Linked DNA regions of Mus musculus: region 2 is linked to region 1. Evidence: chromatin loops called from intact Hi-C (ENCODE). Cell type or tissue: left cerebral cortex. All regions are shown on one strand. Links, peaks and the distances in the headings refer to the core of each region. The heading gives the core; the rest is flanking DNA. Region 1 has its middle 7.0 kb from the start of Lrrc69. Region 2 overlaps Slc26a7 (solute carrier family 26, member 7).

The links. Peaks named below come from ENCODE experiments on the same cell type or tissue, not always from the same donor. Only the 100,000 strongest peaks of a DNase experiment are listed, where the experiment ranks them.
Region 2: it touches region 1 in a loop (2.9-fold over the local background); 12 of 42 quality-filtered maps call a loop at or near these places.

Annotation. Positions count from the first base shown.
Region 1 is chr4:14,799,821-14,806,195 of GRCm38, reverse strand. It overlaps a transcript of Lrrc69 not described here. Among named protein-coding and RNA genes, the nearest start is that of Lrrc69, 7.0 kb to the right of the region's middle. In left cerebral cortex, for the core only: no CTCF peak of the experiment used is centred there; DNase peaks (open chromatin) are centred at 649 and 3,116.
Region 2 is chr4:14,503,950-14,510,324 of GRCm38, reverse strand. Slc26a7 (solute carrier family 26, member 7) reads left to right here. Exons shown (of 19, transcript NM_145947.2): 16 at 78-178; 17 at 3,668-3,722; 18 at 3,809-3,912; 19 at 4,823-5,128. The coding sequence ends at 4,858. Among named protein-coding and RNA genes, the nearest start is that of Slc26a7, 110 kb to the left of the region's middle. In left cerebral cortex, for the core only: a CTCF peak has its summit at 3,532 (motif pointing left); a DNase peak (open chromatin) is centred at 3,554.

The DNA of each region.
Region 1 (6,375 bases), core at 536-5,535:
GTACCTCACAAGGCAGATGGAGAGAACTGATTCCACACGTTGCCCTCTGAACTCACATGTACCACACAGCCTTTATAGTTGTTTTATTTCATCAGTTCGCATGGCTGGCTAATGTAACTTACTGAAATACATTGCTGTCTCTGCAGAGGGCTGGTGAAGTGTTAATTTGCTAAATCAGAGTCTCTTGTGACTTCTTTTCTGTATCACCCGTGTTTATCGTTTCAGCCAGCACAGTACTACCAAGGGATGAATTGAACTCCAGATTATGAGTTTGTAAGAGATAAGAGGACCATGTTAAAAGTAGGTTGTTTTTGAGTTCTTCAGTCCCTGCTGTTGTGATCTTCTCCCTCAGTTTATAGGTTGAGAGTTGGCTCTCCTTGTTTTTATACTGTAGGATGAAGTGATTGGGGTTGTCTCGTGGACTGTGGTAGAAGAGAGGATGCTGATACTTCAGCAAATAAACTATGTAGGTTAGAAGTCGGTGTGCTGAATACAGCAGTTATATTTTGCTTGGCCCATGTAGTGATTTAACTTTGTTTAAAAGAAAAGATTAGTTGGTAGTTTAAAAACAAGGAGATTTCACTTTAAAATTCTTGTTTTCACCTTTTCAAGGGAAAAAAATAACTTCAAAGGGTTGTTGCTGCCAGGCCAGGGTTTCCTGGCAGGACTCTGTGGGAAGCTGGTAGCAGCTGTCTGTTGTAGGAGGACAGGCAGTCTGCTTAGTGTCAGCTAACTTGTGTTTCTTGTCTCCATCAGACATGTCCAGTGTCCAAGCCACAGTCCTGGCGTTACTGTAAGCCATTCCTTCCTGTGTTTCGCTTGCATTGTTTATTCCCAATCATTGGCCTCTGTAGATGTTTAGGAATTGATTGGTTTTGGTTTTATCTCTGTGTTTTGTTTTCTGCCTCCATCCCTTTATTGACTAGTTCCTTCTGATTTGTATGTTTTTAATATTTGGTAGAAGATATGTGCGTATCTGTTTGAATGTTTTAAATATTCAGTAGAAAAGATGTGTCTATCTGTATGTTTTAAAAATAGATTTTAGAGCAGTTCATCTCAATACATAATAATTAAATTCCTTCTCTGGAATCCGGTCCCATTGGCAAAAGATGTGATGTGATGCATTCATGTACTTGAGGAAAGTTGCTTAAAGCCTATATTCTCTATCAGAGGAACTAAGAAGTCCCTATTTATGTAATTATGCCGCTTGTACTTAAGGATGAAGCTTTAAAAATTACCTTACTTAGTGTACTGGCTAGTTTTGTGTCAATTTGACAGAGCTGGAGCTATCACAGCAAAAGGAGCTTCAGTTGAGGAAATGCCTTCATGAGATCCAACTGTAAGGCATTTTCTCAATTAGTGATCAAGGGGGAAAGGCCCCTTGTGGGTGGTGCCATCTCTGGGCTGGCAGTCTTGGGTTCTATAGGAAAGCAGGCTGAGCAAACGAGGAGAAGCAAGCCAGTAAAGAACATCCCTCCATGGCCTCTGCATCAGCTCCTGCTCCCTGACCTGCTTGAGTTCCAGTCCTGACTTCCTTTGGTGATAAACAGCAGTATGGAATTGTAAGCTGAATAAACCCTTTCCTCCCCAACTTGCTTCTTGGTCATGATGTTTGTGCAGGAATAGAAACCCTGACTAAGACACTTAGCAATAAAACTGGATAATTCTCTATTTTTCATCAGTGACATGGTCTTCTAAATTTTATGAACTGCTCATAGAGATCCAGTCTCCTAACCCATGGCAAGTTATTTTGTGCACTGTTTCTGACAGGTCATTATTTAGCTTTTCATTTGAACTTGTGTAAGAAGGGCTACCTAGGCACTCAGATATCCAATAAATATAGTGAAGTCATGATGGATGAGGAAGTAGATAGCCAAGTGTGGTGGTGCACAGTACTCAGAAGGCTGAGCCAGGTGGATTTCTGTGAATTCAAGGCCAGCCTGGTCTACATAGAGAGTTCTAGACCAGACATAGTAAGAGCACATTAAACAAAAGAGGAATAAAGAAGGGGATGTTGTCCCATGGATGGCAGCAGGGAGGCAGGTACTGCATGTGGTGTGCATGTGCTAACCACTGTGTCGGCTGAGTAGTGCTTACATCTCAGTGTTTAAATAACAGTGGGGATCTTGGTTTATTTGTGTATATGAAATTGCACAAAAGCTAATGAACTTTTCTTGAACACTCACTTTGTTCCCGGAGTTGTGCTAACTAGTTTACACTCGTGGTCTTGTTCATCCCCCAGTGCCAGGTTTGGTGTTTTCATGCCTGTTGTAAAGCTAAGAGGAGGAGACTTAAAGAGTTCTTTGTCCATGCCACATGACTAGTCATCAGTAAGGTTCTCACCAGAAGGCAGGCCTGTGGCCGTACAGGGCCCTAATACAAACTTTCTATTTCCACATTTGCTTTAAAAAGTGAACCAAGAGAAACGGGGTCCATTTATTATAGGACAGAGAGTTACTGTAGCCGTTTTGAGCATATGAAGCATCTGCTAGTTTGAAAACTTTTACCCAAGTCCCAGACCACACTTTAATCACAAAATAAGCTTGCCAAAACAAGTCAAGTAAATGCATTGGTTTCTTTCATAATCTGTATTTATGAATTCCTGGTTTTTCATGCATTTTCCTGGCTTTCAAAAATCTGTCAGTTTTTCACAGGGGCCTTTGTTACATTCAGAATTAGCTAGATAATTTCATATCATAGTATTTTAGTAAGTACAACTAGCCTTCTCTTTATCAGTGAAATAAATAGTTATTTCACTTTAAGGTCCTTGACATTCTAGGATACATAATTGAGCATTCTCCTAGCACTTTGTACTTCCAGAGTCGTTTATAATCATTAGTTAGCTATTTCCCAGGCGTCTCTGTGGAATAGACTCGTATTCCCTCTTGTTGTTTTACTGATGAGACAGGAGATAGAGCCAGTTTGACTGACTTGAAGTTCACATAGTAAGTCATTAACTCTGGTCTGGATTAGCATCCAGCTTTAGCTTCTTGGTCCTGTACTGGGTTCACAGGCTGGTGTTTTAAAAAGCTGATGATTTTTCAATTTTCTTGCCAAATGGTTTGATTTCTTCTTGCTGGGAAAGCTCCCAGTGCCAGCATTCCACGAGGCTCTGCAGCAGGCAGTTCAGCAACCCTCTCATTTGTAGCTGCCCACACATAGGGGTGTATTTAAGACACAGGTCCAAATTTAAGAATGTGAAAAAGCAAACTCAAGTCTTTTTCTATTCCATTTTCTAGGTTTCTAATGTCTATAAACCTGGACTTTCACAACTGCCCTGTCTTGACAGATACCTTCCTACGTACCCTCTCCCTCCATACCATAAGAGGTCATCTAATATACCCGCAAAAGACCAACTACAGTCATGATCTTTCCCACATATATGTGAACCACGTTATGGTTCATTTTGACCTGACTTCTCAACTTTATCCTTCTTTGTCTCTAAAACAGTACAGTCTTTTGATGCTTTAAACTTGGTGCGCCCTCATTTTTGATTGTTCAGCCAAGTTTAATGAACAGCCATTGGGTGCCTTCTCTGTCAGTTACGCTGTTAGAGATTGTCGTTCAGCTGCGACTTAGTATATCATAGCAAGGAAGAATAAGAAAAGAACATAAAATAGAAGATACAAAATGCTAAGTGGAGCTTAAAGTCTGCTTTGGAAAGTATTCTCCTTAGTGCAGAGCAAATGAATAGCATGAGCAAAAGGTGTGCTTAATGTCATCACAAACACTGTCCTAGGGGCTGTAAAAGGAGTGGCCTGCTGTTGATATGATATGTTTAGCCCATTCCTGGGGATATTCTAACTGACAGGCAGTGAGGGGCCATGGACTATTTTACAGCAGATGTATAGATTTTGTTACAGAAATGTAGTTGATGTTGGGAGTGTCCAGCGGTCGAGTGCTAACCTAGTATGTGTGAAGCCTCGAGTTCAGTCCTCAGCACTATCCAAGATAAGAAGGTTGAGTAGACAGATGTGTAACGTCAGCAGTGGTTGAATCCGAGACTGTGGTGCAGATATAAAACAGTCTAGGTGAGAAGCTGTGTGGCTTTCTGTCGTTAGAAGTGGGAGGAGAAGGGGACAGGTACAAACATGATAGCAGGGTGGGATTGTGCTGAACAAAGTTAGCAAAGCTAGGGTTTTTGCACAAAATCCTTGTAGTATCAGGGCACTTCTGGCTATAAGACACCATTACACACGAAATTTAGAAGTCTTGCGCTACAGCTTGGGAAATAGTAGTTATTGCAGGGGCTAATATTATGGTTCATTTTGAGTGTTAACTTGACCATATTCAGAACCACTTTACAGGCGTACTTCTGAGCACATCTGTGAGGACGTTTCTAGAGAGGATTTTGAGGGGCAAGAGCTGCATTCAGCACGGGTGGCACTTCCACGAATGAGTACCCAAGAAACAGCCCTGTCTGTCTGCATTTGCAGCTCAAGCCTGCATTAGTGTGGATGTTGCTCCTTTCGCTGAGGCTCCCTTCTGCCATCAGACTCCAATTTTCTCTACCTTCCTGTGTGAACTCTATACCAGCAATGCTCCAGAGAGCTTCCAGGCTTCCATTGCCACACTGGGACAGCTGAGGTGTCCTCCTCCATAAACTGAGTGGCTCCCTGACCTCGTCGTCCTCATCTCGAGGACAAACATTGTTAGACTGCCTTGCCCCTAATGTATAAGCTGATCTATTAAATCCCCATGTGTATCACATACACAGTTGCTTGGTTCTGTTTCTTTTTTTTTTTTTTTTTTATAGTTTATTTTTTTAGAAGATTTATTTATTTATTATATGTAAGTACACTGTAGCTGTCTTCAGACACTCCAGAAGAGGGAGTCAGATCTCGTTACGGATGGTTGTGAGCCACCATGTGGTTGCTGGGATTTGAACTCCTGACCTTCGGAAGAGCAGTCGGGTGCTCTTACCCGCTGAGCCATCTCACCAGCCCCGGTTCTGTTTCTTTAGATCGGCCTACCTGATAAGGCACAACATGCCTTTGCACTTTCGCTGGCTTAATTGCAGTATATTCATGCTGAGCTTGCATTTCCTCTTAGCTTCTGTCACATCTCCAGCTTCTCAGGGCAGGCACGGCATTGGTCACAGAAGCAATAGGCTCCAGGGGCTCCGAAATACATGAGGTTAGGTTTACACAACAAATTCCATTTTGTACACAATGTCTACTTTTGGGCTCATTTTCTTATTTAAATTCTTTTGGGAGTGGGCTTATAAGAGTCCTGTATAGACTATTAATGGGAGACTTAGGTCATACTAGGAAGCTATTGGTGAAGGGTTAGAGAGCAGAGGAAAATACCAAGCTAAGGGAAAGCTAGCTCCCGTGTAGCAGAAAGTTTAGTACGGCAATTTGCCTTAACAGCCAGAAATGAGCCTATCTCACCAATGCATGCTCTAGCCAAGGGTTTCTAAATATTTTGTCAAAAATGCTGTCAGGATGATAGTAAAAGATGAGAGATGATCAAGAAGAAAATTTAAATATAAGGGAGCATGCCTTTGGGAGTTTGAACAGTAAAACTAATGGCTCTACTCGGTTGTCAAATTGACAACATCTGGAGTAAGTTAAAAGCCAAGCCACTTGGTGCAGTTGTGAGGGATTTTCCTTGTGGATCAATAGAGGTGGGGCGGGGGGATTCACCTCATATCTGTGCCACACCTTCTGATAGCAGCCTACATACAGGATATTGAAGAAGGAAGAAGGAAGCTTTTTTTGTTTTTTTAACCTGTGTGACCTCAATCTCACTGTCAAGGTCATTTCTTTACTTGTATTAGAGCCTACTTCTAAAGGATTCCTGCGTATGCTGAAGATATCCAGTCTCATGATGGACCTACTGAACAAGATTCAACATGGATTCTTGGACCTTATGTTGGAAGACAGCCATTATTGGACTAGTCAGACCACAGGCTGTAAGGCCCTCTAATAAATCCCACGTATCATTCAATCAGTTCTGTTTCTGTAGAAAATGCTATTACACCTAGTCTCTCCAGATAGCAAATGATGCTCAGAGTGAGAAATGTTTTCCAGACAGAGCAAATCGAAGAAGCTGAAGTGCATGATGCTGATGATATGTAGATTTTGTTTAGAACCTAGGAAGATCAAAGATCCCAACTGAATGGCTATAATCTTAAAGGTACAATTCCATAGCAGTTTCACCTGGAAATCCAAGATAGAGGACTGATGAGGTGGCTTAGCAAGTAAAGGTGTTTGTCACCAAGTTGGACCTGAGTTCAGTTCCTGGATCTTACATGGTGGAAGGAGAGAACTGATTCCTACAGGTTGGCGTCAGACCTCCACATTGCATACTGTGGCAGTTCTCACACCTACTACATATACTAAAAAATGTGTAAAGGAATTCCAAGACAGA
Region 2 (6,375 bases), core at 897-5,896, 300 kb after region 1:
CTCCAGGACACTGTTTCTTTGCCAGGTCAGCTGCAGAAATCTGATCGTTCTAACTAGAGTTTCTGTGTCTCCTGCAGAAGAGGCTTCCCAGCCCTGCTCCAGCGAGAAGTGTTCTTTGGTCCTGAATTGCAGTGGCTTGACCTTTTTTGACTACACAGGAGTCTCCACGCTTGTTGAGGTATCTGTACACCCTGGGTCAGGCCTGATTCCTTACCGCTCTTCAGCTGGCTGAAGTATTCCTCAGCCACATCAGCTACAGAGTCGTAAACCCCTTTCTCACAAAAGACATAGAATTCTGTGCCTTTATTACAATGTTGCAAAAGACCCTATCAGGATTCTAGGTACATAGGATAGGGGGTCAAAGTTGGACTGAAATTTGAGTATTATTGGACATAGTATCTGCCAGAAAGTGAATGTTTAGTGCTTTTAGAATGGAGAAAAACCTCTTGGGGTGTAGCTGCATCACCCAGCGAATTCTCCTGAACTTCACCTCAGCCTGCCCGATTCCCCACTGAGGCTGCTGCATTCACCCCTCCCCCACCTAACGCTGCGGTTGGGAATCGCTTTGTAATGGACACTCGAATCATCCGAGGAGGTCCCCTTTTCTTTCATTTTATCTGAATTATTTTTAAAGTGTTGTGTTAGCTCTGGGACACTGGTTCAGCGACAGAGCGCTGACTAGCAATCAAAACCATGGTTTTAACCCCCCAAGTAAACATATAAATAACCAGAAAAAAAAAAATGGATTGATGGAATTCAGATCGTCCGAGATCCTATATATTTTCTATCTCTCCATTTGTATCATAACATTTACTTCGAGAGTTCCCACCTTTCACATTCCAGAACTATCAGGGCGAACTGAGTGTCTGTCCAGGAGGCTGGGAACAGAGGAGCTTGGTGGGAAAGTGCTGATCCTGAGGACGGCTGGGAATTATGCTGGATCTGTCCCAGGCCTGCACTGTGCTAGGGAATCAGCCATTTGTTTAAATCTTGGTAGTTGCTTTGTGGAAATGAGGAGATGATTCTAAGAACCGAAGGTATTTAGAAAGCAAATGGAAGATGCAAATCAAGGTTTGTAAGAACCACGACGCTGTTGTTCTTGAGCTACTTTTAAATTTTTAGCTGAAATTATTAGTTGCCCACTCTAGATGTTTGAAGACGCGGCCTAGAGTTGGTTAAGAGGAAGACAAGGGACCTGATGCCCTTTGGTTTAGGTTTGAAGGCTGATAGTTAAGAGGAATAAAGCAGTCCAGGCAGCGAAGTGTGCCAGTGAATGGAGGTTGTTGCTTTTGTTTTCTACCTGAATCATCATAATGGCTTAAACGGTCTCCATGCTGCATTAGGACAACTGATATCCTTTTAAATTGGCAGGAAAACTGTACTTGCACTTGGCACGCTATTTTTTGCTATATACACAAAGCTGGCAATGTTGTACCTGTTTCATTTTTTCTCCTTATTACTGCATGGTTTATTGCCTCATGGCTACATTAGAATTTGTGTTAAGCACATAGGCTTTAAGGATAGAAAGATTTTAGATTCACACATCAGCCAGATACTAGTTCTGTGCCTGGAGCTAAATTCTGTCTTGCCTTGCCTTGCCTTGTCTTGCCTTCTTTTTCCTTTCCTTTCCTTTCCTTTCCTTTCCTTTCCTTTCCTTTCCTTTCCCTTCCCCTTCCCCTTTCTCCCCTCCCCTCCCCTCCCCTCCCCTCCCCTCCCCTCCCCTCCCCTCTCCTCTCCTTTCCTTTCTCCTCTCTTCCCCCCACCCCTCACCATGTGGTTATTTGAGTGAATGTGGCTACATGAATGACACGGTGCATGTGTGTATGTCAAAGGAGAGACACCGGTCTCAGTGCTGGCTTTCAGCCTTGTTTGAGACAGTATGTGTTCGTCATTTGCCAGGTAGCTGACATATGATAGGGACTTTTCCTGTCTCTGCCCCGTCCCCCTGTATTGACAGGAGCAGTGGGCTGTTCTGTTTTTCTGTACTGTTTTAGGTTTGTTTGGAGGGCTCAAAATCAGGTCTTGGTGTGTTTGTGACAAGAGCTTTACCTACTGAGCCATCTCCCCAGCCCTCATCTGTTTGCTTTTCTATAAACTAGAAGTAAAGAGCTCTCCTCTTCTTCACACTGTGAGTTCACAGGAAACAGCCAGTAAAGCACGGAAGTGGTCAGCGCAGGTAGTAAGCATGCAGCAGTGCTAACATCTATTATTATATTTCTAGCTTTAAAAAGTCATGACTTGAGCTAGTGAGATGGCTCAGTAGATAAAGAGTTTTGCCAGGCAAGACTGACAACCTGAGTTGATCCCCAGAACCTGCATAAACATGAATCATTCCACAACAGAGTTTCGTTTTGTTGGTTGTTCTTCTAATTTCCAATATGTGCTGTTGTATGCTCATGTATGAACACAAATGTACACATAATAGTAACACATACATACATACATACATACATCACCTGATTTATATATACATATATGTATAGTGAGTTTTAAGACCATTTCTTCAAAGTGCAAATATTTTTGCAAGCACTATTATTTCTAGTTACAGCTACCCTGAAAAAAAGTTTGGAGCCATGAGCAGCAATGCCTGACCAGCTATTCCAGTTTCTCTGTTGTTTAGGAACGCTCTAGATTGTGTACTGAGCAACTTCAGCACCAAGAGCATTGATGTTGGAGTTGTGGAGGGAAGGGAGCTGGGTGCCTTGTGTTTATTCTTTTGCCGGTGTTGGGAGTCGAGGCAGATCGGTGAACTGGAGATTGTCTTTGTCAACATCAATGGGCCATCCATAACAGCAATGTGTTTGAGTTCCATTGGGCCAAAGAAAAGTCAAACACCAAAAGGTCACGTTGAATTAATCACATTAACTTAAAGAAATGGAAGCCACTTATTGAATGTCAAAGTCAGAGCCTGTAGTTTATTTTTTGTTGTTGTTGTTGTTTTTCATTTATACTCACCTCTGATTAATCCACAGTTCTCACTTTTCAAAAAGGACTTCTGGTGGAGAAAGATGAGAGAAATGATGTATCATGTAGCATACATGCTTACAATACATTCTAGATTGTATTGTAATTGCAGCTGTCCATGTTTTGTATATAGGAAACATCATTGTCATATAACCGATTCCATCCAACTATAAATGAAACTTTACATGCACGCTTAGCCAGATTTCATGATCTTAGTCTGCTTTTGGTGAATGAAAATCACTGGCTCCTAAATTATTTCTGGCTAAGTTGTCTAGAAGGTAAGAGTCAAGGCCCTAGTCTGCCTGTGCATGAATTCGACTCTTCCACTTGGTGCACCAAGTACGAAAGTTAGCAGGCTAGCATCCTTCATCACCTCCACGGGCTGGTTCTGGACTTTCCATAAAAGATGTTGAGAGCAGTCCTCTCTCATTTTTACAAGGAAGCAAAGATTATGTTTTCATTTTTCTAAAGAAATGGTAATAGGAACAGCTAAATTTAGTCTCTGTAGAATATTTCAATTTGAATCCTTTAGAGAGTGCTGGGCACGTCCTTAACTGTGTAACAATGCCTCCCTCTGGTGGTTTGATTTCAGAAATGTTTCTTCATTTATTTTCCCAAGAGTTCTCCTTTTCCCAAAGCCTGGTTCTTCCCTCAAGTCTGCTTCGCAGCACTAACCATGTGTCTGCTCTTTTCCTTCTTCCAGCTCTACCTTGATTGCAAGAGCAGGAGTGTGGATGTGTTCTTAGCCAACTGTACTGGTAAGACGGTGTTGTCAGCTACCATCAGATGACTCCTCTCAGCTGCTCCATGTGTCTTTACATATCCTGTGCCTTCTTCTTTGCAGCATCCTTGATAAAAGCAATGACATACTATGGAGACCTAGACACCGAAAAACCAATTTTTTTTGACTCGGTACCTGCTGCGATAAGTATCATCCAATCAAATAAGGTGAGTTGGCTAAGTTAGGGAACAAGAGTTTTGTAAGAAAAACTAGAATACATACATCATCGTTGGAAATTTTATAAGGTTCTCTTCTCACTGATCTCTAAGGGGAAAAAAAAAAGAATCTATGAATAACCCTTGCTTCTGCATCTGACACATTTACTTTAAAAGAAATGATTCCATTCCATTTGGTGGGCAAGTTATGAACAACTGTTAAATAATTTGAATCTTCTAATGTTGTCCTGGCTTAGAGAATTTGATGATCACCTTAGCTTTAATCTAAGATCCACTGTCTGGAATTTGACCTTGGAGCTCTCCAATGCAAATACTAAATATCAATTTTAAATAAATTTTGTGCTCAGATACTCACGTCAATAGGCTTATTTATAGTCATCTTTTGGAGCATCATTTATGGCTTGTGGTGGTCACATGTCTATAAGTACGCAAATTACTGTGCAATATTGGGCTTTTGTTAATGATTTTGTAATGATTTCCATAGTCGTGGTTTCCAGCAATGTCGCTGTAGCTCTAAGTCATTTTGCCTTTCTCCATTACCGGGCAGCATTAGCGCTTCCCACGGGGACTGAGCTCATCTTCAGTCAGAACAATAACACTATCATTATTATTACGTACGTGCATTGAGTACCTACTGCATTCTAGAATATTCTAAAGCTCTCAGTCACATTAATTAAATTTGCCACTGCATGTGAAATAGGGATTCTTACTCAGCCAGATTTTTAGAAGTAGGAAAACAAAGGCCAAGTCCAGTATTTGGCTGGTTTCAAAGTCAGTCGCTGGGCATGGGATGTGCAGCTTTGTTACTGATGGGTGTGGCTTATGTTACTGCTGCTCTTTCATTGCGGTGCAGATTATGAGGTAAGTGAGTAATATGTGATTCTTTTTTCTTCTTTTTTAGAATTTGAGCAAGGCCAGTGACCACAGTGAAGTCTGAGACCCATGTGTTGAAGTGCACGCCTCATCTTTAGCAGCTGCCCCAAAGAGGCCAGATCCTGGCATTTTGCACACATTTTGGTGTATATACAGTGTATCACTCAGTAAGAATGATATGACTTGGCAACTGCATAGCCACTGGCCAAGACTTGCTGACCTTCTATTTTTTCTAATTTTCCTTAATAAACAGATTCATTTAGTTATTTCATATAGGCATCAATATGCATTTAGCTTTAGTTTACTGAACAGTAAACATGCTTTTATTTCTTGCTATGAGAGTATTTTGTATGGTATTATTTCTTTTTTGTTGTAAGCTAACAAGTGGAGAAACACTTTTTTTTTTCAGAAATGGTTTGGATTATTTATAGTCCATTTGTAAAAAATATTACATCATCTAGTTAAAAAAAAGAGTGTTAGCAAATGTGCCACTTCTCCATAGTTTTTAATCCCAAAGTTATTTAAACATCAGTAAGACAAGGTACCACTTCATACAGTGAAAAGTGGAATCTACAGATATAAAGCAGTTGAGGAAAAAAGACAACATAGGAGTTATTAATGTCAATACCCATCAACATAATCACTCTGACAATGTTCACGCATTCAACTATGAGTTCATATGTGGAAGAAAACTGGTGTTTTAGTAAAACCAAGTTCTTGACATTAATCTGTTGAGTTGTGGATACTGGAAACCATTTGTGTGTTCAATCAGATAATTCTGACTTCTGCATTGCCACACACGAGATATTCTGCTTTCAGACTTATTTTATTGCAACCAGAGAATATGAGAATTTGATATGTAATTATTTCACAAATATGATCTTTTCAATAACAAAATATCGTAAGTAGAATGCTTTTGTGCCTTTGGATACAAGATTAATCTTTAGAAATTTTGAATTTTCTACTTGAGATATAAAAATTCAGTAAAATGTAATCTGTTTTTAATCTATACTGAGATAGATAGATGGCAGATAGAACAACAGACAGACAGAAGACAGGTAGGCAGCAGACAGACAGATGACAGATAGATCTCCATGGTATGTTTTCCATTTTCTTTTGTCAGAGGTGAGCTTGAATGTGATTATCTGTAAATTTGCTCAAATAATAAGATAATGTACAACACTAATAGCCAGATATGAGTTTAAACTTTTTTCATGCTTGTATATTTTATTTTTAACTATATACAAGTATGAAATCTAACAATTTTCTAACAAATTGTCTTATATATGAAGCCATAGATTAAATTATGCTTTATTCTTAATGGCATCTAAGCTATTATACAGACTTACTAACACTGTCAGAAAACAAAAAAACAGGTCCTGCAAAAAGAGTTTGAAAAACAAGTTAAAAATATAAATTAAACATTGGCCTTCTAGTGTGGTGTTTATGAGCATCTGGAAGAGCAAATTCTAACTCCTGTCCAAGTGACAGACTGGAATATTTCTTAGGCAATGCAAGGCAAACATTCACATGATCCACCGTTTTAACACCTCAGTCTTTGGTAGGATGAAATAATAAATG